Regions from separate parts of the Homo sapiens genome. Here region 2 is linked to region 1. Evidence: chromatin loops called from intact Hi-C (ENCODE). Cell type or tissue: sigmoid colon. All regions are shown on one strand. Each heading gives the region's core, and the rest is flanking DNA. Links, peaks and the distances in the headings are about the cores only. Region 1 overlaps ETV6 (ETS variant transcription factor 6). Region 2 overlaps ETV6 (ETS variant transcription factor 6).

The links. Peaks named below come from ENCODE experiments on the same cell type or tissue, not always from the same donor. Only the 100,000 strongest peaks of a DNase experiment are listed, where the experiment ranks them.
Region 2: it touches region 1 in a loop (2.7-fold over the local background); 9 of 110 quality-filtered maps call a loop at or near these places.

Annotation. Positions count from the first base shown.
Region 1 is chr12:11,747,795-11,764,754 of GRCh38, forward strand. ETV6 (ETS variant transcription factor 6) reads left to right here. Exons shown (of 8, transcript NM_001987.5): 2 at 4,656-4,785. Among named protein-coding and RNA genes, the nearest start is that of ETV6, 110 kb to the left of the region's middle. RefSeq lists enhancers at 2,487-2,536, 5,385-5,474, 5,785-5,834, 10,832-10,881, 14,313-14,482 and 3 more. In sigmoid colon, for the core only: no CTCF peak of the experiment used is centred there; DNase peaks (open chromatin) are centred at 8,467, 8,957, 9,477, 11,518 and 2 weaker places; H3K27ac peaks cover 4,155 bases.
Region 2 is chr12:11,691,310-11,703,115 of GRCh38, forward strand. All of the region lies in intron 1 of ETV6 (ETS variant transcription factor 6), which reads left to right. Among named protein-coding and RNA genes, the nearest start is that of ETV6, 48 kb to the left of the region's middle. In sigmoid colon, for the core only: no CTCF peak of the experiment used is centred there; a DNase peak (open chromatin) is centred at 4,292.

The DNA of each region.
Region 1 (16,960 bases), core at 5,332-13,331:
TTTTTGTTAATGTGTCTATAGCTTGTTAATAAAAGCTTACTTAATGAAAGCCAACATCACCACCACTTGAAATTTTTGCAGCCAGAAGAGTGTACTTAAATACTTGTGTATTCAGACTTCACTTTAATAAATTTCAATAAATAGCTTCCCATAGGAGAGGTTTCTTCTGTTGAATCTGTAGAAGTTGACGACGGTACAAGCATCAGCTTTCTCAGGCAGCTTTTCTAAACACCTGCAGGGTGGAAAAGAGATCCTTCTCTCAAAATACTGAATATTGCTGGCATGACCACTCTTGTCACTGGTGCCTGCTGTTTTCCATCTTATCTGGGTTGCAGGTTTCTTCACAGTGATGGGACACCGAAGTGCAATGGGATGAAAGCATGCCTGTGGCATTTTTACCCTAGCTGTGGGGAAATGACCACTATCCTGTGTCCATGACACTCTTCCTCCTCAGGACTTTCAAACTAGGCTTCAGAAGCCATCACTGGGGGCAGTCCTGGCATTTATAATGGGGATAGGGACAATTTCCAGGAAAAGTTTCTATATCAAGGACATCTCAGTTCTGCAGCAGAGAAATCTTTGAAATTACCTGCAAACCATCTTTTTGCAAGCACAACCAACTTTATTTCTGTTTTAATTAATTCCAAAAATGCTTTATTTCCAGAATGTTAATATTTAGTTAGCAGTAGGCTCTAAGTTTCCCAACCCCTCAGCCTTTTCAGAGGGTATAATAATAAATGTGTAAATGTGCTAGGGGATCCCCGTGATTTATGGAAGCTTTATATTGAATAATTTTGAAGAGGAAAGACCTTTTGGTAATAATATTCATTTTTTGACTCTTCTGTAATATGCAACCTGAGGGTGGGTGTGGGGGAACGTGGAGAAATGCCATTCTCCTACTGAGCACAGACTGTATACACCTATTTTACAGGGAAGTCACGGGCTCCTAAGCATTCAGTTTAAAAATGAGCAGAATTAGATGGGTACCCTTCATTGGCCCTTCATGGCTAGGGGAGAAATGGGAGAGGGAACGCAGCTCATTTTGGCTTCAGTCCTTACGCTTTCAAGAGACAACCCTACTCCATACTTCATTATTTTTTTTAAAGCTTTCTATAATGGTTGGTGAAATTTACATTTCAACTCTTGCCTACAACAGTTTTCTGCCTTATTTTCTCTTCCCAGCGCTTTGTGCCGCCTCCTTGACAACCTGCTCATAGGTATTACAATTGGCCTCAGAAATTGCAGTGCTTCCCTTTTGTTCAGCTGGTTGGCTTGATAGGTTGTATCTGCAAATTTGAGAGCAGCGTGTTTTATTTTTTACAGCATCTAAACAATAATGTAACCACATCACGGCATTCTGAGTCACATCATTGACCTCCACCAGCAGTTTATCCCCCTACAACACTTGAATACATTAATATCACTGTCTGTAGCATTTTAATTTAATTAGAGCAGCGGTTATAATCCTCTTGGGAAAATCGTTATCCCCCCCATACACACACACACACACACACACACACACACACACACACACACACACACACACACACACACACCCCTACTCCCCATAATGTTAAAAGAAAGAAAGCAGCTCTGGTTTTCATCTGTCTGACAATTTGCTTTAGAGGTGGGACTCTCACCACCACCCCCTCCTTTGTTGGGGTCGCACCAGAGAAGCAGTTGTGAGAGTAAAGAGGTTCCCTTTATTTGGGAAATTAGACGTTAGTGTCCTTAAACTTCTCTGTCTAGATGTCTCCATCTGAGATAGTGGTATTTGGTTAATTTTTCCAATTGCTGATAGTCTGCTGATGTGCCAGGGTAGATGTTAAGTGCGAGGTTATTGCAATAGAGTGAAAAATGAGCACTGTGAGAGTCAACCTAGAGATTCACAAAAAGAGAGACAAAAGGAGTCTCTGTAGTGTGGGATTCCCAAGAGTGTGTTTTGTTCTCCTTGGAACAGAGCCCACTCACTGTACAGCATCCTTTTGGGGTCCCCAAGTGCTCTGCAGCCACCAAGCCCAGAGTTACCTTAGGTGTGCCATGGCTACTAGAAGAGTGCTCGGGGCCCTAGAAGCACATTGTGCATTTGTCCGTCTTGGTCAAGGTAACCTCTCTTGTTGCTGACAAGTCTCTTCATTGAGCCTTTGAAAAAGAGCTTATGGTGTGGAAAACTGTCCTCCAGCTGAGTAGAAACCATCATCAGGAATGTGAGGAGATCAGTGGGCCACAGTCTCTTCATCTCTGGCCTTCCTTTTATAAGTTTTCATCATGAAATAGCAGTTGTCTCCATCTAAAATTGTTTGGACGGGGTTTGCGGGGGATGGCGTCAGATCCCAGAGCAGGTGCAGAAGTGTGGTGTTTCACCGTAAGGTCAGGGAACCATGTAGAAGTGAAAGCACACCAAGGGGTTACTTTTAAAGAGAGCACAGTTGAAAGGAAGGTCCAAAGCAATGATAATTTAGTAAATTACAGTATATACACTTTCAGGGTAATAGCTAGCCAGACTCTTTTGTCAGCTGGCTGGGGATGGAGTTCCTAAGAAATGAAGTCCAGTCAGCATGGAGGGCCGGGTTTCTCCCAGCTTGCCTTGGTGGAGTTGGGGCAGGCGGGGATGAGGCGGCCTCACTCTCATGGACTAGCCAGAGTGTCTTGTGAGTTTCTCTTTGCTTCAAGGGAAAGAAGAGTCATTGAATTTCGAAATGCTGTCTTGTTTTTTTCTTGCACTCATGAAGCACCATTTGAAGACCCTTTGGCTGCCCGATGTTTTCTTCACCAAGTTTCACTTCTGCAAAAACCCTAACAAAACAGAAAGCTATTTCCGAGAATAAAGTTAACGGTAGATATCTAGACATATAGTGGGATTTGGGGGGTGTCAGACAAGAGTTGAAGAGTATGGAGAATTTGTTAAATTCTAAAAACAGACTGTTTGAAATGCTCAGAAGCCCACCTCACCTTTAAAAACCTCTGAACAGATTTTATGTTTCCTATATGTGTGGGCTTTTTTTTTTTTTTTTTTTTTTTTTGCTTTTTTCATCCCAAACCAAACACCAAAAAGTATAACCCATCCTTCAAGTTAAAGTTTCTCAAAATACATGTGATGCCTGCTAAAGTTCAAGAAAAGTGCAGTTGAAAGTTTTGCCTCTGGGTGACTTTTTACAGGACATCTTAATTGACCCAGAAATGAAACCTGGGATATATGTGCCTGCCCTTCATTAAGAAATTCACCAAGAAACCTCAGGATGTATGTTTAAACAGAAATATTCCAACTGCCCTACTTGCTTCTGGTGGGTGCCTTAGGGAAGGTATAGCAATTCCATTCGGAAATTATAACAATATGTATATATTCATTTAAAATCAAAACTTCCTACCACAACTGCCAGACTTTCTAGGCTATGAGCAGAGGAGAAGCTTTAATTTGGTTATAGGCCGAGGACTCCGCCGCTTCCCTTTGCACATTTGATGAGATGTAAAATGTTAAAGAACTATCTTTCCAAAACGTAAACACTGCCTTCCCTTTACTTAAATGTACGATTTTCTTTTGCTCTTGAGTTTTATTTTCATAGTGGCATCTTACTGGTCTTTCCTTTCCACCATATTTTTGGATGTTGTGTGTTCCATTTTACATTGCCCAGTTAAACCACAGACACTCCTGAAGTCATGTTTACATGTGGACTGCAAGTCAACCTAGTTGGCATGTTGATCTAAGCTACAAATTGCACTGCTGTTTTGCCGAACCCAACAGTCGGTTTCTTGCCATTATTTGCGGTATTTTAACTTAAAACTCACGGTAATCCTTCTCACCCCATCTAGTTTGTTTTAATTGATCTAACAAACACTGCTTGTTTGAATTCAAATGGAGGATCCATGGAAGCTCTCCCACCCCACCCTTTGATACTTGATAAGGGGTCAAACAGTACTTCTTTTAAATTCAGATAATTCTTTGAATGAACTATGAAATACTTCAGAGGGAAAGGAAATATCGATTCTGAGATGGAGAGTAAAAGAACAAGGAGATATTCATTATTGTTGCAGATAATTCCTAGCAATGAAGGAAAAAATTAGACGTTGGATATTTTTGGTTGTGGTGGTTGTATAGTGAGATAGGTGGACAATAGAAAAATCTTCCTTGTGGATTGAAGTTCTAAATCTAGAACTTATCTTTGAAGCTGTCACTTTACTTGATCAGCTCACTATGGAAGTGAATCTAGAATCATACTTTGATTAGAAGCTGGGGATATTGCTACAGAAGAGAAAACATGGCTTTAATATAGTGATGGCATTAATTATGTGACTTGGGCAAGTCATTTTTTAAAAAGTTGTCTTTAAGCCATTCTCGCGGACGTATTTTTTTTGTTCCCTTTTGTCCCTCCTTTTTACTTGTACAAACCACAGGGTGTACACCTATTGACATGAGTCCAAAGTAAAGGCTGTTTTCAACGATGGCAGAGTTTTGTTATATAGCCCCAAGGCTAGGCATCTGAAAGACAACTGTATACAGTGTCTCTACGGAGAGAGTAAGCCGGATTGCTTGGGAAGCTGGTACTGCCCATGCCCCGCCTCCCTTTTGCTCCCCACCCCGAGATGGTCTCATACCTCCATTCCAAGCTTTCATTGTCTCTCTCCCCCTCCCCTCTTCCTGCCCTTATTTTTAACAGCAGGAACGAATTTCATATACACCTCCAGAGAGCCCAGTGCCGAGTTACGCTTCCTCGACGCCACTTCATGTTCCAGTGCCTCGAGCGCTCAGGATGGAGGAAGACTCGATCCGCCTGCCTGCGCACCTGCGTGAGTGTTCGTGACCCGAGAGGGACAGAGGATTGATGGCGTGGGGCGGGGGTGGCAGGCAGTGGGCTCCAGGCCAGAGAGGGGCAAGCTCTGAGGTGGTTTTCACAGGACTTCGCCACGCTGCTTTGGAATCTTTCACACCCCCCTACCCCCAGATACCTTTGAAAAATTTGAGGTTCCTGTTCCTTGTTTCTCAGTGTATTCATTTCTTCCCTGACTATGACATGTTAAAAAAAAAAGAAACCTGGAAACATGCAGTATATGGCAGAGCCAACTAAATCTCCTAGTAGACAAGATGATTTCTGTGTGTGTGCAAAGTTTATCTGTATTCTCAAATTCACGCTTACTCAACTTTAATATTTTCTTTGGTCCTAAATTTTGCTCAGTTTGTGAGTCAGACTCACTTCTGCTTTGTTTTTAAGCTGTGCGCTCGTCCTTTCTTTCCAGGGCCCTCCCTCCCCTCCCTGTCTGTGCTGGCTACTTTTCTTCCCTTCGTTTTCTAGGCCTGCATAGGTCCTCTCTCTTGCCTCCTCTTTCCTTCACCTCCACTCTCTCTTGCTTCTCTTGTGCTTGCTTTGCCTCAGCAGCTGCAGTCTGTAGTGGTTCCACCTTTCTCTCCCAAATCATCTCTACCCCTTGGCCTACCACTTCCCCGTCTCAGTCCTCAGCTGCAACTTGGCAGAGGTTTGGGGCCCACACACCTGTGCTGCTGATACTGGCCTCCAAAGCCGTTGACACCTGCTGTGTCCTTTTTGTCTGCCTTTCTCATACTGCCACCCAGCTCAGGTGATAAAACAGGATTGGGGCAGCTGGAGAGACTGAATCACCTGATTCCCACCCTCTTCACAGTGTCCAAGAAAATGCCAGCTTCTCTGCCTTGAATGTTATCCTGAGGGCACAAGACTAGCTTATAGAGGACACTTGAGGTCACCTTGGCCCTTCCAGTGACTTAAATGGTGGCACAGTCTTGCTCACCATCTCTCTCCAGCAGGGTGATGCTCTCCAGTTCTTCTCCTCCTGTTCCACCCTCCTCAGAAGGTTGCTTTCTGAATGCAGAGAACAGGAGACAGAGGATGCAGGTTCTTCCTTTCTCTCTCTGGTAATTCAGGGAATCAGATGACTGTGATATGGGGGCTCCTGGGGGAACACTGCCGCCGGCTTATGCCTTCTGCCCCAGAGGGCAGACGGTTGCTGGGATGTTTGTGAGGAGTTGGAGGCATGAGAATCCTTTCCCTCCTGCAGCTTGCTGCGTCCATCAGTATTTACGAAGTTGCTGCCTACTATGGTCAAGACATTTCTGCTTCATTTGGGCAGGGAAGTAAAGGACACAGCCCTACTCTACCATCTTTTCCTCTACTTTTAAGGAGGTTCGAACTGTAAAGGTGCCAGGGTCATGGCTGGGAACATCAGTGTTCTTAGGAAACTGGAATGTTGTGGCACCATGGGAGCAGACACAACTGGAAAAGAAACAGCAGCCAAGTGATAGGAAATTTTCCTCCAGAAGTCATCCTGTGACCGATATATTCACTTCAGAAATATTCGCCTCAGGATGGAACATACTCATGCCACACAGGCAGAACACTTCTGCTACCTAATTCATTCATTTATTCATCTCACAAATAGTTATTGATTGCCTCTGCTGTGCCCGGCACTCTTCTGTGTCCTGGGGGTGCAGAAATGAACAAAGCAGAAAAAACTCCCCTGCTCTTGTGGAACTTAAATTCTAGCACAGAGAAAAAAAAAGTATCAAACACTCATCACAAACAGGCTGAGATTTCTTTCATAACGTTTTATTCCTATAGATTGCAACATCCCCCAAGGAGGCCCTCGCTCCTGGTTCACTTCTGGATGCCTTGACATATGGAAGCTCCTTAACTATCTTCCACGAGATGTTATCCTGACAAAACAAATAAGAAAGCAAACAAACACACTGAACTGGAGGTCAGGAGATCTTAACTTTTAGCTAGTTCTGCTGTTCGACTGTGGGTAATTTAACTCAGTTCTCCTAGCATACAATACTGTGTGTTGACAAGAAAATGTTTAACAGCCTTCCTAACTTTAAAGTACTATGATTCTCATCTGAGGCATCATTCTCCTTGCTTTGAATTGTTTCTTCCATACTAACACTTGAATTTTTTCTTGAGTAGACAGTTTCCTTATTGAGCCGTGTCTGTGCTGCTTACCAGCATTTTGGTAGTGCCTTCTGTGTGCCTAGCACACAACCATAATAGCTAATATTTATCACGGGATTACCCTGTAGCAGGCACTGTGTGAAGTCCTTTACAGGAATTCTTTTAATTCATTCTCACAATACCTGTCAGGTAGGTCTTCTTTCTATCTCCATGTCACACATAAGGGCTTAGACAATTTAAGTAATTTTTCAAGGTCGATCACAGAACCAGTAAGAGATAGAGTCAAGGCTCAAACTCAGTTCTGGCTGACTCCAGAGCCTAGGATCTTATATCCACTATACCACCAAAAAGTGTGTGTTTAGTAAATATTTATTGGATGGATGGATGGATGGATGAATTCAGGGTTGACACTTAGCCAGTGTTCACTGGTGTGGCCGTAGCATTGGTTTATGGCTGGAATCTATTCTAATTGCTGTTCTGTCTGTTCTATCTGTTGTTGAATGGCTTGCATATCACCCTTCGAAGGATGGATGGGTCCCCACGTAGACAGCTATAAAATATAGAACTGCAGCACATTCCCGGAAACCTTTCCATTTCATCAGTAGTTAGACTATGGATTCAGATTATGGTAATGATTTTGCCTGAATGCCTACTCTATGGCAGTCTAACTTTATATACCTCTCCTTGGTAGTCTGCATGAGACCTATTGTGACACCATTGGTTCTGACATCTGTATTGAATCCTCTGGAAGTGGAGGTTCCCAGGCTCTTGCTGTTTGCCCTCAGCTGGGACTTTCCAAATGAGGCTGAGCTTCTGTCCTCCCGCTCCCGTTTCAGGGTTCTGCTGCTTGTCATCCTGTTTGAGAGGAGCATATAGCCCCTACGATGACTGAAGCTGTGCCACACACTTAAAGATGCATCCCAGCTGAGTTTCCAAACCTAAAAGAAAATAAATATTCTAACCAGGGAATTGGGTTATTGCTGTTTTAATCTGGGATTCCAGACAATTCCCAGTGGAATGCTCATGGAAAGTACGGGGAAGAATCTCAAAGCCAAGACAACAGCGGGACATTTATGGTATTGCTAAGTCCAAGGCACTTGTAGCTGCTTATTTTAAAGAGATACTCATCAGATTGGTATGCCTCAAAGTGGGTTCTTTTCACCATTTTCCATTGATTACCAGATAAATCCTCTCCCTTAATTCTTCCTTTCTCTTCTTTCATTCTTAAATCAACTTATATTCTTGTGGATGGGGGTAAAGAGGAGCAGAGATCATATTATTTAAGGTTCTCATACAGAGAGTTTCTCACCATTTTATTCTGCAAACACAGAGCTATACCCAAACTGAAGACACAGCATGACAAATTAGCAAGTTATTGAGAAGTAGAGAGTGATGCCTTTTCCTTTTATTTGCCAGTGATAAAAGCAAAGTGATAAATGGAGTAAAGTGTTAAGTGCTGATTAGAGAGGACTTGAAAAGGACTGGCAAAGAAGCCTGGGCAGAGTGCAAGAGGAGAGCCCAGGGAAGAAAGGCCAGACCGTGCCATCCTGCTCTGACTCACTGCCCAGATTACCAGGACAGTGCCCTTCAACAGTCCTACAGCAGAACCCCTCTGCTTACCGGGAGAGCAAACACAAGTATGTTTGTTGAGAGGATAGAAAGGGCATCATTTTTTCTTCTTCTTCCTCTTCTTCCATAAAGGGTACTGAATTTTTTTTGAAGCTTGAGGGTAGAAGAGCCGAAGTACAATTACAGTAGACAGGTGGGAAAAAAAAAGTTGCATTCTTTAAAGGAACATAAGCTTTTCATTGTAGCTTGAAAACACTTGAAAGACCAAGGACCCCCAAGGGTGCCCAGGCAAGGTCACTCTTGACTCTACGCAGAGAAGGGCTGTTGCTGGGAGCAAAGGATACCTTTGCCCAGTTCTCACCAGGGGACTTGTAGTCTCGCAAGGGAGGGATGTTTTCTGATTTGTCTACCCAAAGGCCGCCCTTTTTCTAAACTCATGGGGGAGTGGCTGCTGAAGGGGGCAGTTACAGCACCTCACGAGGTGCTGCCAGCCTGCTCATTGGCAGAGGCTTACCTTATGAAACACTGGGCCTCAGACAGTGATGCTCAGGCCCCGCCTTAGGATAACAATATAAGTATAGTTCAGATTGATGGGGCAGAATTTAAATAATTAAATGTCGTTATTTTAAATTTCTTTTAAACATGATCATTTCACATTTAGTTGACATTGCGCCATTTGCCCGCAGACTGTGCATTTTGCAGTGTCCATTTGGCCTTCTAAAATCCCTGTGAATTATATTTAAAAATCGGAACGTAGGACTCATTCATCATATTTAATAGGGTTAGGGTTTATGATGTTGCAGGTTAATAAATAGCCATAATAGCCGCTCGGCGTTTTCTGGAGTCAGAACACCAGAAATAGTCCCTTGGCTCTCTTTCCTTTCCTTGTGAATCTTTCAAAATTCTTACATTACTACTCCTGCTTGTGTGTGTTTAATAATTTAATTTAATGCCTTCCTTTGGAAACATTACCTCGCTGCTCACCCACTCGGCTGTTTTGCCTTCTCAGCAGAGTAACTGAGTTTAAGACAGCCACGTGACAGGCACAGCTATATTAGAACCAGCATAGTGAGAAGGGATGCAGTGCCTCTCTTTTCTAATTGGGTAGAGCAACAATTTTATATGCTTTCACATTATGTTTGTTCCCAAAAAAAAAGAGGCAAAATTGGGAGCTGAACGTGATCATCATTATTATTTTATATTTTTATACATAACAAGATGCGCTCATACTTATTGTCTCACTTAATTGTACAGCAGTCCTTGAAGCAGGTGCTATTGATTCTGTTTGATGAGCTGACCGTGTCTCCGATAGGTCAACTGGATTGTCCAGGTTCACACAGCATGTGAAAGGCCGAATGTGATTTCTACTTCTTGAAACCACCTTTCAGCTTTTTTAGGAGAAAACATAATGACATAAAGAGTTTCATGGACTTGAAAGTAGAGGCACTGCTGACCGCTGAAGTCTGGGCAGCCACAGGTGCAGGGACTGGGACCGGTGTGGTTCTAGTGATGCCACCTGATCATGAAGTTGTGCTGAATCCTCAGCAGACTGGCTTCTCCCTCGTAGTAGGATGAGGGAGAGGAATCAGGATAACAGCCTGTCCCTGTGGATGGTTTATTCTGGTTTTGTTCACCAGTCCTGCTGCCTCCCCGTTTGTTCTCTTGCGAGCTCAGGTTAGAGTTGAATTTCTCCCTACAACCAGAATGCCAGGGCTGGTCCTGTAGGCCCTGATGGGCCAGCTCTGAGAGTGGGCTCAATCCAGTACCCAATTCCCCAGCATTTTGCTAGGGGTGCCCTTCTAGGAGCAGGGTCTCACTGCTTTTGGAAGTCTCCAAATAAAAAACCATGGTAATAGAAAGGGCTTGGGTCTGGATAGACGTGAATGGACTTGAATTTCAGGGTTGGCTCTATTAGAGAGATGATTTAACCTCTCTAAGACTCAAGTTTCTAACGACACCTACTAATGAGGGCTTCTTAGAAGTATCAGAGCTCATTTATGTATAGCACCTGGCATAGTGCCTGGCCTGCAGTGGCCAGGTAGCTCACCAAAGCTCCATTTCTGTTTCCGGTTATGGTGAATAGCCTGTTGAGGAGGTGGCTTCCCCATGCAGGAGCCAAGGGAAGCAGACATGTCGTTGTCTGTGTGTTTCATTAAAGAAAGGACCTAGGGTTCTGTCTGTGTATTATTGAGACTAATCTTCCTAAGTCACAATGGAAATAAGCTTTGCTTTCAAACGATCCCCTGTGATTTCCAGGGGCTCAGTTTTGCTCTAGGGCACTCCATCCCAGGACCTTTTCCTACCCACATGTCTCTCCCTCAGTCTGGAACTTTCTTCCCGTTCTCGCCTGAATCTGTGAATCTCCTTCAGCCTTCCCCACTCTTCTAATACCTATCAAGTCCTCCCCTGTCCTTTGCTATCACATCAGTGTTCCAAAAATGGCCTCTCCTCACAGCTGCCTGTGACGTGCAGTGATATCACCAGCAGAGTTGAGACAAGGACAAGGAGAAGAGATTTAATTCTCTGTCAGTGTCTTACAAAGCAGTAATGACTTCTAACAAAGCCGACCAGCCACTAGCATTTTCTACTTTGTTCCCCCTTAAGCCTTCTTTTGGGTGCCTTCACTTTTTACATCCAAATGCTTGAAGCTTTCTACTTTCCCCGCGGCACATGTGGCTGTACGAGGGCCCTGGTTAGCTGCTTCAAACAGCTTGAAGAGCAAAAACAGCCCACAGCAGAACAGCCAGGATGCTTTGGAAGGGAAATTTCCTTTTTGGGTTTGCTGTCTGAAAGAATTTCCGATGCAGGCAGACGTTAATTCCTAGCTCCATGCTTCCTGATAAGGAAGCAGCTTCAATAAATGCAGCTATTTATAGATGTCTTTTTTTTTTTAAGAAAAAAAATATATAACCAGAGGTTTACTGACCTTTTCTTTCACTTCACATTTCATGCAGTGAGCTCTGTGTACATTTAAGGCAGTTCCTCCAGCGTCAGCTCTGACAAAGTGGCCCTGGTTTCGCTGTGGGGGATGGGGAGGGGAGGATGAAGATGGCACGGCCCCTCATTAGTGTCACGGGCTCTCCCTTTCCTCAGAGTTCTGAAGTAGACATTTGGAAACTGTTGACAATGGGTTGTCCCTACCTGGTGCTCTGTGTTATTTATGTGAGCCCAGAGGTGCCCAGCTTTATTCTAGACTCAACACTGAAAGGTTATAGCAGACTAAGAGAACCCTTTAAAAAATAAAAGACGATGAGAACCAGTCCATTTTATGAAACTTGAACAGCAACAGGAAATCAGAAACTTTATTTCCATTTCTTCTTTTCTTCTGTCCGTTGCTTCCTCTTGGATTTTCCCAACCCTCAATACGTCTGTGGTCTTTCTCTCGTCTTGATGGGTTTCCGCAGATTGAGGAGTTCCTGTCCATGAGCTCCACAGTCACCCTTACATGTATCTACCTAATGCTTTCTGGCAGGTGTGATAAAGGTTCAGTGTGTTGGCTTGAATGTGCTTCTCTAAGTTACTTCTCACCTCCTCTGATTATCAGAAAGCATTGGTTGAGCTGAGTATATACAAATACAGCAGTTTCCATGCTCAAATAACTGATATTTTCTCCCATTTTGCTTCATGTGTGAGTTACACCACATTAGTAATTCAAACTTTTGGGGTTTCTGGCAGGATGACCTTGACAACTTCATCAGAGGTAAACGTTAGCAGCGACGTTTAGATGTTGCTGCTTTTGCTGTTGCCATGGGTGGATTCTGATTCTCAGTTGCCTGTACCATGTGTGAGTGTTTTGTGGTTCATTTTTCTGATCTCTTCTGAAGGAGGGGTAGAGCAGGACTTGAGAGATTTAAACTGGCCCTGGCTCTGGCCACATGCTGACTGTAAATTCCCAAGTATAATTAGTCACACTGCCCCAATATTTACTGCCTCCATCTTGGGTGTGTGGACAAAACCCCATTCTTTCAACATTGGTCTCCATTTCTGCTTCCAGCAGATCATGGATACCAGTAGCTCTCAAATGGGGCTGTAAGATTCCAGTAATAGAAATGCAGATGATGGGTACGGATAATGGATAAAGAACTGTAGATGTGGGGTGGATGACGATTGGATACCTAGAAGGGAAAGTTGACTGCACAGGGCTACGCAGTGAATACCCTATTTTACCAGGTCAGCTGAGGCTAAATTCTCTACTTCTGGGGTGGGGGTACTAACTGAAATGGTTCACTGAGGAGGGTGAAGGTTTGTAAGGGAAGATGTAACAATACTTTTTTAAAAGCACCTAGGACAAGTTTTAGGGTGTTGAATAGCACCATTTAAAAATTATAGGGGTATCCAGCAATTTATGGAGCTCTGATTGAGAAGTATCATTGTTAGGATTTTATTACCCATTTGTTTTCCAGAAGTAGCTCATCTTTGCAAATGAGCTTTAGTTTTTTGGTCATTGTACCCTACCTGCCAGCTCACAGGAGCCTGTGTTTCTCCTTAGGAGCCACTCTGAGGTCAACCGTGTTTAAGATCATAAAGCCACTCTAGAGAATCTCTGTGGCATTGTTGTGTGGAAGAAGAAATAATGATCACTACTATTATTATATATATGTGTGTGTGTGTGTGTGTGTGTGTGTGTGTATATAAAAGTATATGTGTGTGTGTGTATATATGTATATATGTGTGTATATGTATATGCTTCATATATATTATCCTGAATAATAACAAACTCTGCACAGTAGATATTATACCTGAGGCTCAGGTAAACCACTTGCCCGAGGTCACCCAGAGAAAGTGGAGGAGCCCCAATTTGAATCCGTATCTAATTCCAAAACCCAGACTTTTATTTTCCACTTCACCCTATTACTCTTTAAAAGTCTGAGGAGCAAATGAAAGTTGTTTCATTCTATCTATTGGTTAGAAGGAGAATATCCAAGCTAACAGGCTGATTTTTTTTTCCAATTTTTAAGCATAATATAAATTACTGACAAGAGGGCCCAGATGGATAAAATCAGAGCTATAAACCAAATTATCTTTTGAACTTGAAGGAAGATAAATTTCCATATCCAATCCTGTATGCACACTGTTATCTGCCAGATAGTCTCAGGTATGTGTGTAAATTCTGGAGTGTTAGAAACAAAACTAAATGAAGTAAAAAGAGGTTCCTTGTCTATTATTTTCCATCTTTTTTAAAGAGATGATCTACCTCACAGATGGTTATTAAACAGTAAGAAAGATGCTGTGATTGAATGAAGATTGTGTTACTGAGTTTACACCTTAAAACACTGAACTTCCTGATAATTTGTGTTAAGCCAACACGCTTCAGAAAAATTGCCTGACGTTTGGTGCCTTAGTTTACCCACATGGCATGTGTGCCAGAACACGCTACAACAGGGTAAGAGGGCAGAGAACATGCTCTTGTAGGGGTCAGTTCCTTGAGCTCTGGTTCTACGTGGCTGATTACTTGGGTCATCCCAGCAGTTCATTCCATCTCTCAGGACTGTGGTTTCCACATCTGCAAAGTGAAATGGCCTGAGTATATGATTCCTAAGTTCTCCCCAACTCAATCGTCGCATTGTTCTCTTATTCCAGAAGAGAAACACAAGGGGTATCAGCAGTGGAACATTATCTGTAAATGCCAGATTTCATGATCATTCACTTGATTTTTAGGACTCAACATCAAATTTTAGTGCAGATGGTGGTACTTTCATGACACAGGAAATTGTCCTTCGTTTTACCTGTGATTGTTTTGGGAGGAAGCCCTCCTGCAAGGAAATAGGGAAATCCAACACCCAGCTCTGTTGAGCATTTCCCTATGGTTCCTGTGATTGAAATCGGGTTAATGCTTTTGTGGGATGAGAACTGGTGCCAGCTCCTAGGCCTTGCAGGGCTTCTAAAGACTGTCCCTGCCACTCTTGCCTTATGCTGGTTCCCAGGACCTTACAGCCAGATCACAGGCCTGCTCCCCTGTTCTCATAGCCCCCTTTCTGGCCTGAGAATTGTCTGTGGCTTGGCCCTTTGCCCCATGCAACATGCACAGGTGTGGCTTCTGCTAACTATCTACTTGACCCCAACTGTGTGATTAGCGGCAATCCCCTCTGCAACTCAAGGCGTGTTTGCCTTTCCTGTAACCTGTAAAAAATTTCAGTCTGCGTTTTTCTCCCTCTGGAGATGGTATCCACTGGGTTTTAGGCTTTACAGAGCCAGCTGATCTGCGTGGATGGGCCACACTATCCTCCCTTAGCCGGCTCCGTAGCACATGCACAATTAATACTGCATTAATTAATTATGGGAGAAAAAAAGCACAGTTGGCAAGGGAATGAAGGCTTTCAGCTTCTAAAGTGAAGGCTTTGATGCTGAGCTTGAAAGTACATTTCCATCCGCCTCAGCCAGCAGAGAGAATCTGTGACACTTATACCATCCCCTGGGCATGAAAACTCACACCCAAGGAAAGTATTTCTAAATAGAGGCCCTCAACTAGTTGCTGGAATCATCTACTCATTGCCATGGGCTGTGAAAAGGGGGTGTAAGATTAGGGAGAAAAGACTCGCCCAAAGCAGCAGTGATTCGTGACCAAAGCTGATGAGGGGTTTTATTTTTTCTCCTTAAGTAGCTCTTAAGTCACCAACATCAGGAACTCTTTGTAGAGAAACAAATATGAGTAAGTGATTTGGTGCCAGCCCTCTTGAGGACATAAAATGACTCTTTCTCCTTCCTCCTCCTCCTCGCATGCCTTGCTTCAGGAAGGAACCCTAAGGTGGTGCAGGTTCCCAAACCTGTTATTCGGATGGGTTGGAAGGTTCATCTCTGTTAGGCATGGTTTCCCACTAGATATGAACAAAGTCGGGGAGAAAATGCTTTCCTTTTTCATTCTGATTCCTTCACGCCATTGTTCTTGAACTCCTCAGCTCCCACACTGACTCCTTTCACTTCTCCTATGAGGTGGTAGTGAAGCCACCTCACAAAGTCCCCTCTCTGAACAGACGCAGTTCTCGTTCCCCTATTTACAACTCTGTCAAGCATTTTTCGTGGGGGCTCTTGCTGACCTTAAAATTTGGCCGTGATTCAAATATTCATCCAGGTATCTGGGGTTTTATTAAAGGTCTTTTAGGAACACAAAAGTAGGAATTCCCTGAGAGAGGTTTTCTTCACTTGAGACTCATGGGTTATAAATGAAACTACTGGAATGCCCTGACCAAGTGCTGAGAGGAGCTTCAGAGACCCACAAAAACCTAAAAAGATGTGAAATTTGTCTCTGATCAAATAGATTTTGGACCTTATGAAAGAAAATAAGCTTTTCTTTTGATTCTTAGAGAAAAATTTTTGCTTCAGATGAATCCAAGTGTGTGTGCACGCACGTGCTTTCGTTGGGATCGTCTTATAGCTGTTATTCCAGATACCTGCTTCACAAAGCTTCTGTGATTATTCCTACTACTGTGACGATTCCTGCCACCCCAGTGATCGGGGAAAAGAACTTGAAATACAACTGGGTATTGTAGCATTGGCACTGTGCAGACGCTGTGTAGCTCTCTCATGTCTGGTACTTCTTTGTTTGCTAAAGGAGTATTGAGATTCAGAAAGTGGCTGCCTTCTAAACCTTTATTGTTCAGATAGCATTACTTTGGACCCAGGACAGAGGGCTTATAGTTGACTGTGAACGGGGTGAATGTTATACTTAAGCAGGGAATGTGGTCACCCAGTTGCAATGATTTAGAGTGCTTTGAACATAAATATCTCCCACGATGAATGACCAGGGTGCCTGAAATTCCATTGTTGAGACATTCCTTTTGGATCAGGCATTATTTCCACATAGCTCCACTTTTAAAAGTAAATCATTATGGCAGGAGATAGTTATGGAGAGAGATAATTAATACCTCAAGTCCCTAATATCTTAATGAAAATTAGCTTATCAGATCTCCTGAATTTTTTGAAGTGGAAGGACCGTGGCCAGCACGGAGTGGGTAGAGTTGGAAATAAGCACTATAATTTGCTTAGGGCTGGCCTTCTCTGTGGATAAGACAGATGGAAAACTAGATGGAAAATCCAGGCCTCCTGATTTAGACAAAACATTGTGAGCCTGGAGCTCTGAGGCCAGGATGAGCAGTCTGCTACTTACTGTGCGTGGCCATTGCTCTCAAGACATTGCCATCATCAGTCTTGGCCAAAGAAGGTCAGGTCTCCTCTAGTACACTGGCGATTTGAGAATGTGCAAGTCATCTGCATTTCTTTGACAGGAGTAGTGAATTTGGGAGTATAAATCTGAATCCTTAAGCCTTTCAACCATTCTCACTAAATGTCTTTACTTCAGGGATGATCACGTTTGATCGTAATGCCAAGATCTTGCAGATGTATAAAGGGCATGGTAATCCAAGTCTTGAGTTGAAGTAAGTGGTCAGGAAAATCTTGACCCTTGGGGAAGGAGCTACCAGAGCTGGGTGGCCTATGTGTGTGTGACAGGGAGGAGGTGTGCAGAATTTGGGGGAAAG
Region 2 (11,806 bases), core at 1-8,000, 62 kb before region 1:
ACCCATCCCCCCAGACAAATCTAGGACCTGGAGCATAACCTGCGTCTGAGCAGATTGCCATCCTTCCCACACCTCCTCTCCCTTCTTTTCTCTACCCAAGGTAACTATTATCTGAACCCTGTATACATCTATGTTTCCTTTTCTGCATACTTTATTTCGCTTACATATCGTTCTAAAATGGAACACATAAAAACATAAGACATACACACATAAAAAGTATGTAGCTATATAGATATGTATTTAATTGTTATCACCTTTCAACTTTATAAAAAGGATATCAGACCATATATAATCTTTTGGGACTTACTTTTTTACTTAACGTCTCGACTGCCAGCATTCATGTGTATTGCTATGCATCACGGTAGTTAATTTGCCTTGTCTGCTGTATGATGTTCCATCATGAGCCGATTATACACAGTTTATTCATTCACTCTCTCATTGATGGGCGTTGAAGTTGGTGCTAGGATCTTGGCAATTGCAAACAGGTTTGCCATAAATATATTCATGTATGTATAATCAGTTGTCCACGTGCAAAAGAGAGTCCTTTGTGTTCGTGACTCCATTATTTTGAAACCAGCAGTAGTACTGCACACTGGGAGAATGTTTGTGGGAAGCACAATAAAGGTAAGTCCTCAGTACTTTGTATTTCAGTTTGGTGTGAAGAAGTAGCATGTAGACTTCATAGGAGACAAGACACTTCTATGGTTTGAGTATTTGTCTCCTCCAAAATTCATGTTGAAACTTAATGCCTTAATCCCCGGTATGGCAGTATTGACACATGGGGCCTTTAAGAGGTGGTTGGGTCATGAGGGTTCTGCCCTCATGAATAGATTACCCCATTCATGGGTTAATGGATTAATGGATTAATGGGTTATTATGGGAATGGGACTGGTGGCTTTATAAGAAGAGGAAGAGAGACCTGAGCTAGCATGCTCTGCCCCTTACCTTGTGTTACCCTGCACTGTCCTGGAACTCTGCTGAGTCCCTCCTAGCGTGAAAGCCCTCTCCAGATGGGGCCCCTTGACCTTGGACTCCCTAGCCTCCATAACTGTAAGAAATAAATTTCATTTCTTTGTAAATTACCTAGTTTTAGGGATTTGGTTATAAGCAACAGAAGACGGACTACATATCTTATTTTAATTTTGTTCCTCCCACTAACTTCCCAGCCCCACAGTGCTTGGAGCAACTGTTTCTGCAGTCATGACTTCAGTACAGTTAATGCCTGTTGACTTCATCTTATGTTAAATTCTTTGCAGGTAAAGCCATGTTCCTTATAAGATCAGTCTTTTTTTGTTCCTCTATGTGTCTAATCAGGTCAATTCTTTGCATTATTTTATTTAGCATCATCTACCAGGAACTAGGCAGGCATTGTCTTAATAAAGCCTGGTTCTTGCAGTTGGAGAACTTGCTATCTAGCTGGGAGAGGCAGTATGCAAACTAAGATTTAGAATGCGTTATGAGGCCAGGCGTGGTGGTTCACGCCTGTAATCGCAGCACTGGGAGGCTGAGGCGGATGGATTGCCTGAGCCCAGGAGTTCAAGACCAGCCTGGGCAACATGACGAAGCCATCTCTACAAAAAATTAGCCAGGCATGGTGGCACATGCCTGTGGTCCTAGCTACCCGGGAGGCTAAGGTGGGAGAATCACCTGAGCCCAGGAGGTTGAGGCTGCAGTGAGCTGTGATTGCACCACTGCACTCTAGCCTGGGCGACAGGATGAGACCCTGTTTCAAGAATAGTAATAATAATAAATTTAAAAATAAAATAGAATGCATTATTATATGTACCTTAGAACTTAGGTCTTAGAGAGTGCCTACCTCTCCTTGGGAGAGAAGACTTACGGTGGTGGGAGACAGTGTTGCATCTGTCAGATAAATTAGGGAAGGCACATGGGGCGGACGATTTCAGAGAAGTTAAAGGCATGGGAGAACATTTGCCACGCAGGCCGTGGCAAGTGGTTGGCTTTGACTGTAACATGCAGCGTATGCAGTTCCTGGAGGCAGATGAGGGAAGTCATGCAGTACTTGTGTTTCTGTGAGTCTCTTCAGTTTTGGGGTTTGTAGACAGGTCATGTTCACTTACTCCTAACCTGTCTCCCACAATAGTCATCTGGGTCTGTGCTACTTAGTGTCATCCTCTCACTCTTTCCCTTGGTGGCATATCCAGTTGGCTAAGAGGACAGGCCTGACCTTGTGCCCAGAGTAGGGAGAAGATCCCGATCACCTCTGGTCCTTGTCAGGCTGTTTGCTTGGATGGTAGAGTTCACCCAAGTTCGGACTCAGGAACGGCCTGTGGTCATGGAGTAGTTTTTTTCTGTCCAGGGTCTGGACCAAGATAACTCCATCACAGGGGTAGCAACAGTATGTGCTGGGGCAATTCTGCTACCCACTTCTGGTGTCCTTCAGTGCTTTCCCTGCACTATCTCTGTCCCCAGCTGCTTCCATCCATTTGCTTTCTAGTGATGAAGCACTGGGGGAAGCTGCAGGGATGGCTGCTGCACCCACATCCATCCCTGCCCATCTGTTCTCAGAGACTCTATGGCTAGCAGAGGGAGTGATGATTTCAGGGAAGAGTACCAGAGAGGGCCAGTGGGTAGCAGGAGTCTCACTTCTTGGAGAAAACAGCTGGTCCTCTGTGACCAATTCTCCCTCAAACTAGGGAGATTATATGGCCACTGCATACACAAACACACATGCTTGCGAAGATAGGATGGAGTTGTACCAAATAAAAAGTTTATTGAAAGGGATGGTGGTAGAGAAACACTGTATCATGCCGTGGCATAACAGGGTATTATATGTTGGATGGCTTTTTGGAAATCATTTTAGGCCAACCTTATTAGAGATCTAATTTATTTGTATTCTTGTAGCTACCTAGCACAGTGGTAAGAACACAGACCAACATTTGGTAAACCTTGGTTTGAACTCTACCCCTGCTGCTTCTGACCTCTGTGAGTCTGCATATTATTTAACCCCTGAGGCTCAGTGTCCTCGGTTGAAAAATGGGCCACTAATTTAGTATAAGGGCTATGTAAGATGTAATGCACATGACATGTTTTATAATAGCTTCTTATGGAATTATCTGAATTGGGGACCCATCTGTTGCTTTTATAAAAAGTTCACCCCTTAAGACAAGTCAGTCCAATGGCCATGTTTAAACCAAATGTACTGTCTTCTGTAATGCTCAATATATTTTTCATGTCATTGAGTGCAGAGACTAGGTGGGAAGATGATCATATACAGACAGAATGGGCACCACTCTGCCTAAACATGGCTCTCGCTTTCAAAACAGTACTTTAAAATATCTCCTCCCTATTAAACTTTTCCAGTGAAGACTCTTTTTCCACCTGGTTATTGTCTCTGTGTTTGTTACAGCCTTCTCTCTGCTTTCAGATATTCAACTCTGCAAAGTCGTAATCATTTATCCACATGTACTTTTGTGTGTGTTTGTCCCATCTCTCTCTTTAGAAGACATGTTCCTGCTGGTGCTTGGAATAAGACGTTCTTTTCCCTCCCCGTGGAGATGCTATTTTTCCTCTCTTTAAGGAGCTAGGAGAGAATTTGGTTCAACATGTCTTATGTATCAGTTTAGCACTGTGCTTTTCTTCCCTTAGATTGACGTGTGATTTAAAAAAACAAAATTTGGAACCGGTCATGTAAAGATGGTGTATGTCACTTAGTATAGGTCATCTCTGTACCCTTTGTATACTGAATTTTGCTGTGACCTGTCAAAGGATACCGAAGACAGGCCCATGCGAAACATTTAATTTCTGGCATTTTCGTGCATGTGAGACTCATCTGATGTGAACTGAAGGTATGTTATCCTTCCTTTTAATGATACCAAATCTGGCCCAAATTCATATGACCCCTTAGAAAATTACTGTGATAGGAACAGATTCTAATGAATTGAAATAGAGATTTCTCCACCTCACGTAATTAGGATTTGAGAGTTAAATAAGAAAGTCAGGGATAGGGACAGGGATAGAATGGCATGGAGAAAGTTGGAGCCAAGAACACTGAGGAAAAGAAGGGAGTGACAGCAGCAAGGACCATTGCTGTTAGGAAGGGAATTCTTTCATCAGACACTGGAATTCTCCTGCCAGGCACTGGAGTTTGCCCTAGCTTCTGTCTGCTTTTACTGGATCCTGGGTCCTCCAGCTGAAGTGAGTTGTATTACAATCCCTTCCAGTTTTGCACTTCAGGGAAGTGAAATGGAGCAAATCCTAATGGCACAGGCTGGAGGGAGAAGGACTAGTTTCTTTAATGTGACTCAACACCTGGCAAGGCTGTCTTTTTCTCAACCGGGTTTCATCTGTTAGTTCTGCAACATGCAGAGTCAGATTTTGAGGAGTTTCCAGCTCTCGCCTTCATGGCTGTCCTTGTGTTTGTGTTTGTGTTCTCCAGGCGCCTCCTTCTCCACTCTTTCTCCAGTGCTGGAGACCTAGGGGTGTGCATCCTGGAGGATTGTGAGGAACCTCAGCTGCTCCCCTCGTCCTCTGACCAGGCGGTGGGCTCAGGGAGCTTTGGAGTCTCATGCGGTCAGCAGCGCTTAGCATGTTCAGTTGGCTTTTTCCATATCACCAGTGACATCTTTCTTCTTCCTAATCATCGACTCATGGAATATTAGAATTACCAAGCCTCTTGCAGTTCCTGTGGTCTAATTCCTTCATTTTAGAGATGAGGACCCCTAAGGCCTGGGGAGGGGAGATGATAGGTGTAGGGAAAAAAAAAAGAAACTTTTTCCTCTAAATAAGATTAGCAAAACGATAAATTAACAGGAGAAAAATAGAGAGTTTATTAACACGTGCAGCACACATCACACAGGAGAAACCTCAGTGATGAGTAACTCAAAGTTTCAAGAGTTTTTATTTCTTTTTTCTGTATAGCACTTGTCAGTCTCTGATATTGATTTTTACTTGTTTCTTAATGTTTGTTCTCCTTCCACTAGTACGTACACTCCATGGGAACAGTGATTTTCATCTGTTTGTCACTGCTTTATTCCCAGCACATAGAGCTGTGCCTAGAGTGGTAGGCAGATCATTGTTAAAACAATGAATACATGAACTTCGGGCAAGTTACTTAACCATTCTGTACTTCAGTTTTCTTGTGAGTAAAATAGGGATTAAAATAGTGCCTACTTCATGGAGTTGCAATAAAAACTAAGGGAGTTAATCCATCTAAAGTACCAATAACCCACCTGGCCCATAGTAAATGCTCAATAAATAGGTTCCCAGCCAGGCGCAGTGGCTCACACCTGTAATCCCAGCATTTGAGAAGCCGAGGCAAGAGGATCACTTGAGTCAGGAGTTCGATACCAGCCTGGGCAAGTGGTGAAACCCCATCTCAACTAAAGATACAAAAATTAGCTGGGTATGGTAGCAGGGGCCTGTAAACCCAGCTATTCAGGAGGCTGAGGCAGAAGAATTGCCTGAACCCGGGAGATGGAGGTTGCAGTGAGCTGAGATCATGCCACTGCACTTTAGCCTGGGCAACAGAGTATAAGACTCTGTCTCAAAAAAATAATAATAAAAATAAATAAGTTCCTTATTATAATTACTAAATATTGTATTTCCTCACTAGAATGCAAACTCCTTGAGGGCAGAGACTATTTCTTACATCATCTTTTTATTTCTAGTAGCAATTTGGCTGACACATGATTGATATTCAGTGTTTGTTGAACAGATAGATAAGTTATAGAAAAATTGTAGGTAATACTTCTGTAAATAATTGTTAAATTTAAATGAATAGATTTCCTTCCTGTCTTTTTCCCTAAGCTGCAATCAGTGAATCTACATGGATTACATAGATTGTGACTACACTGTGCCTTAACTCATCACTTAGGCAGTGGAGTCGATCATTTATTTTGTTGCCATGACTTGGCTGAAATTTCTTGGGGACTGACAGCAATGGCAGAAACTTGATGGGTCCTGAATGTCACCATAGCCTGTAAGCTACACAGGAGCCACCCGAGAACTCCTCCATTCGTGGTTGTAACTTCACAGAAATGCTTCCCAGTCAGAGGAGGTACTTAGCAGAGGCTGCAGGCATCTGAACAGACAGGTGCAGGAAAAGTTGAAAGGGAAGGTTAAGGGAGAAACATACTCCTCATCTCCGTTCTCAAGAAACGGCTTAAAGGTTGTAAAAGGATTCTGCTTTTAAGCTTGAGTCACTCATTTGACTTCTGTGGGCCTTGCAATTTCTCTGGTAAAATTAGAGAATATGACCAAGATTATCTCCAAGGACCTGTCTTACTTTTTAAGTTTCCTAATTCTGTGAAAAATGCTTAAGAAGGCCTCAGACTGATTAAGAATTTAGGGGTGTAAGTTTAAGTGGGGATACTGATAAAAGGGCAGGGGATGTTACTGTAAGAGCAATGGAAAAGTGTCTGAGTAGTGTAGCATATCCATTTGTGAGAGGAGTAATTAATTAAAAAATGAAGGCAGAATCCACATCTTCACAAAAGTTTCCTATCTCCTGGTTTGGATGAGTGTATTTAATGTGAACTAAGTTGCATGTGGGCTGTCTAATCTGGGCATCTGACTTGTGAATCCTTCCCATAACTAAGCCCCGAGAGATTTCCAATCATGCCCATAAGGTAATGCAATTTGGCAAGAGGATTTGGACTTGACGAAATCTCTTGTTCTATTTGGCATCCAGAAAAGGCTGACTTGCCTAATTTGAAAATAAATTGAAAACAAAAAAAATTTAAAAAAACCTCTGGTTGTTCCTTGTTTGATGAAATACCATAGAAAACTATTACTCTTTTTCCATACCCCATTACTATGGAGAATATGTTTTTACCACTGACTCTTCTAAGTATCTGTCCTTAGTTTCCTGTCCTTCCCTGCCACAGGTTCCAGGAAGGCTGAATCACTACAGCATGGTATTAAATCATAGAAATACGTGTGTATTTTGTACCATGTGGGTCTGCTTGCATTCCTAACATCTGCATTAGTATTAGTTTTCTATTGCTGCATAACAAACTGCCACAAATTTAGTGGTTTAAAACAACATTCATTTCTTATCTCAGTTTCTTTGGGTCAAGAATCTGGACACAGTTTACCTGGGTCATCTGCAAAGGGTCTCAGAAGGCTGTAATTAATGTGTTAGCCAGGGCTGTGTTCTGATCTGAGGCTTGACTGAGGAAGAACCCACTTTGTTAGCAGAATTTAGTACCTTGTGGTTGTAGGACAGAGGATTTTAGTTTCTTACTAGCTGTTGGTTGGAGGCTTCCCTCTGTTCCATACTATGTGGGCCTCCCAACCTAGACACCCACAACATGGCAGCCTGCTCCTTCAACAACTAGCAAGGGAGTTTAATGTTTTCCTGTAGCTCATATTTCTTTATAGGTGTGACCTCAATTTTTCCCCTAATACCTTTGTAAGATAGAAGTAGGGAGAACCAAGATAGATCCAAAAAGGCTGAATGAAATGCCTGAGATTGAGCTGGTGGTTGCATTGAACAATATAAATTGATGAATAACAATTTATTAATTGTGCCAGGCACTGTGCTAAGAGCTTCATGTCAGTACATTCTTGTTTAGTTCTTAGCACAACCCTCTGAGTTAGGTATTACTACTACTAAACTATTTAACAGGTAGGGAAGTTGGGGATTAGAGAGGTTATGTAACCTGCCTAAAGTTCACAGACAGAAAGTGCACAGCCCAGATTTGAACACAGGCAGATTCCAGAACCCACTATCATCGCACTCTGAAGATCTCTCCATTAGAGCACGATGCTGCCATGTTCAGGATTCTTCCTATCTTTTGTTAAATACTTAAGTTCCTGCAATATTGCAAAGGGATAATTGTAATAGGTTGCCCCTTTCAAAGTGCTTTAATAAAATGAAAGGACAACATTCTTTCTTTTCTGCTTGAGCCAGGCTTTCTCATTTTTCTGAAGACATCTAGGATAAATGGAAGGAAACCAGAATTTAGTGGGGTTTGCATGTATTGATAACAGTTTTGCTGAATACACATCCAAGAGCTAAAACATGCAAACTCTTCAAAATTGGTAGAATACAGCTTGCTCATTTTAATTCATTTAAAAATGTTCATTTTAATTAAGCATTACCCATTTTATTATTCCATAAAACACGAATCATCTGGAAAAGGCAGCATAGGTCTATTTTTCCAGCCTATAAAACTATATGTAGATGGATCTTGATGAGGGATGTACAAGATTTAATTAGAAACTGAAATTTTAGAGTAAAAAAATGCAGGGGTGTGTGTGTTTCTTCTATATTTGTGGAAACCCAAAGAGCTATCCTGCAGGATACTTGAAAATATATATAAATACAGAGGAGAAATAAAGTGCGGAGAAGGTTTGTTGATTATTGAGCTTTTTCATGGGTGATAGAATGGAGCAGCTGTAGGATGGAGGTAAAGAGGATAGGAAAATGCTCTTCTGGGTCAGACCCAGCCCCACATCCCAAAATGTTGTGGCCACCCTCTGTGTTATGTAAAATGTAGGAAGGTCCTCCCAGCTGGAGGACCTTCGAGTATACTGCGTTCCCCCTCCTCATTCACTAGGGAGGATGCAAAGGTGCAAATGGGCCAAGGTCATGCATTGGACTTCCTTCATTAAACTGTTATGAATTTGCCTTCCCTGAGCTCCTGTTGGAAAAATGTCTTGAACTTACTGTTGTTGTTTCTCCTACTGCGTTTGTATTTCTTTTTATAAACCTTAGTCCAAGTCAGCCCAGTGCTGTAGTTATTTGTGTATCTGTGTCATTCTCCCTAGGATGCCCTGGGCCATTTTTAATCAACTTTGATCCCCTTTCAGTGCCTTGCATGAGGCCTGGAACATTGGAGGTACACACTGTGTATTGACTGAATCGAGTGAAAGGTATTTGAATATACAGTTGACTCTTGAGCTACATGGGGGTTAGGTTGCTGACCCCTCACGCAGGAAAAATATCTGTGTATAACTTTTTAAAAAATAAATTTGGGGGTACAAGTGCAGTTTTGTTACATGGATATATTGTGTAGTGGTGAAGTCTGGGCTTTTAATATAGCCTTCACCCTAGTAGTGAACATTGTACCCAATAGGTAGGTTTTCAACCTTAACCTGCCTCCTATCTTTGGAGTCTCCAATATATGTTATTTCCCTCTGTATGTTCCTGTATACCCATTCTTTAGCTCCTGCTTATAAGTGAGAACATGCAATATCTTACTTTCTGTTTCTGAGTTATGTATATAACTTCTGAGTCCCCAAAAACATAACTACTAATAGCCTACTGCTGACTAGAAGCTTTACCGATAACGTAAATGGTTAATTAACACATATTTTGTTTGTTATATGTATTATATACTATATTCTTATAGTACAGTAAGCTAAAGAAAAGAAAATGCTATTAAGAAAATCATAGGAGAAAATATATTTACCGTTCATTAAGTGGAAGTGGAGCATCATAAAGGTCTTCATCTTCATCATCTTCATGTTGAGTAGGCTGAAGAGGGCTTGGTCTTGCTGTCTCAGGGTGGCAGAGGTGGAAGATGCGGAGGAGGCGGGAGGAAAGGCAGGCCACTCAGTGTAAATTTACTGAAAAAAATTCACATATAAGTGGACACACGCAGCTCAAACATGCTGTTCGAGGGTCCACTGTATTTCATCTGTTTGTTTCCTACTGTGGAAGACAGGGCTTCCAGGCTTTAGTTCTAAAACTTCCATTGTAAGGCCTTGAGGAGGATCCTCTCATTCCAGTAATCTGAGAGTTGGTAAACAAATTCAAAGCCACTGTATCACTGTCCTTTATGTCCCTATGTTTTTTTTTTTTACTTTTTTTTGCCATTTCTTTTTTCTTTTGCACTTTAAAAATCGTGGTAATATATACATAATATAAAATTTGCCCTTTTAACCATTTTAAGTATACAATTCAGTAGCATTAGGTACATTCACATTGTTGTGCAACCATCAGCGCTCTCCAGAACTTTTACATCGTCCCCAGCTGAAACTCTGTCCCCAGCAAACGCTGGCATGCCCTTCTCCCCTCCCCCAGCCCCTGGTAATCAGGGGTCTTCTTCCTGTTTGTGAATTATGACTACTCCAGGTCTCTCCGTAAGTGGAATCTCATTTGACCTTTTGTGACTGGCTTATTTCACTTAGCATGATGTTAAAAGGTTTATCCATGTTGTAGCATGTGTCAGAATTTCATTCCTTTTTGGCAGCCATTGTCTTAAGACTCAAGAGTTTAAGTGTTTTTAGTCTCTGTAGCCAGAGGTAGATTTTTCTTCCAGCTCTGTGCTTGGGCATTTCCCAAAGCGAAACTTCCAAAGGCACATCCTGTCTTCCTGAGTGGTATTCTTTGAGGCAGCTGAGTAGCAAAACTGAGGCTATTAATGTTCGCTTAGCAACTGAGCAGCTACTGTGTATCAGGGGCTCTGCCTGTGACCAGGGAGTACACGGTCTTGTAGAAGAGAAAACCGGGTACTCAGCTAACTGTGGTACCATGTGCTAGGTGCCAAAGGAGGAACAGAGGGCCCTGCGTGATCTGCTCAGGACCGTGAGGGAGAGGTAAGAAGAGTTCAAAGGAGAGGTCATATTTCAAACAGACCTTGAAGCTGTTCAAGGCAGAGAAGAAAAGGATGGTGTTCCACGAATGGCCTGAGCTAAGGCAAGTGGAAACACGAGGTTTGTTGGAAGAATCGCAAGGACAGCCTGATGTTTATAGAAAGTGGAGAGAGTGTGGGGAATGACATTAGGGCGTATATGAATGCCATGCTAAGGATTGGGGTACAGGTAACTTGGAGGCCTCATGCAGTTAGACTGACCCCGTTCGATCTGTGGGTTGACAGGGGGGTGTGAATGGATTGGAATGGGAGAGACCACTGTGTGGGGCAAATGGGAAGGGAGCGTGGTTGCAGCATTTTAGGCCAGAGATGGTGAGGGCCTGAAGCAAGGCAGTGAGAGAGAAGAATTTGCTCATGGTCAGGTGCATCGGGCCTGTTGACAGCAGAGTTTGTTGGACTGCTCCCACCTATTGCTTTTTGTCTTCTGAAGTTTTTATAATTTCAATTCCAGTTTAGAGGTCTGTTTTTAGAACATTTCTCCGATCTTATTATACCCATAGTGGCAAGAATGAATTGATTTGTACAAGATAGCTGGACAGGTTCCTACCTTCAGGCTTTCTACCCAACTGGGCACTTGGAAGGATAGTTTTTCATAGTCTTCATGGGCTAAGTGATTGCATGTAATATACAATAGCTGGAGTCTAACTGTAATTAAAACAGGTTAGCCAAGCTACAGGAGAAGTATCCCCCCCATCCCCACCCCCATGGCCCTTCCCCACTGCCTGTAATCTCTTGGTAACAAAAGAAGTCAAACAAAAATTTCATGCAAGGGTATAAACATACTTTGAGTCATCAGAACCTACCTAGTGGTCCATAGAACCTTGGCTCTTCATGAAGGGCTTACCAGGAAGACATAGTCGTTGTTCATATGCAGTTTCTATTCTGAACTGTAAAATGTGAGCGATTACTTTGGAAAATTAGAAGAAAAAATGAATTTACTCAGGATCCTTAAAAGGTTACATTTGTCATGCCTGTAATCCCAACAATTTTGGAGGCTGAGCCGGGTAGATCGCTTGAGCCCAGGAGTTTAAGACCAGCCTGGGCAACATGGCAAAACCCTGTTGATACAAAAAATACAAAAATTAGCTGGGCGTGGTGGCACATGCCTGTAGTCCCGGCTACCTGAAAGGCTGAGGTGGGAGGATGACCTGAGTCCGGAGAGGTTGAGGCTGCAGTGAGTCAAGATCGTGCCACTGCACCCCAGCCTGGGTGACAGAGTGAGACCTCCTCTGGAAGAAAAC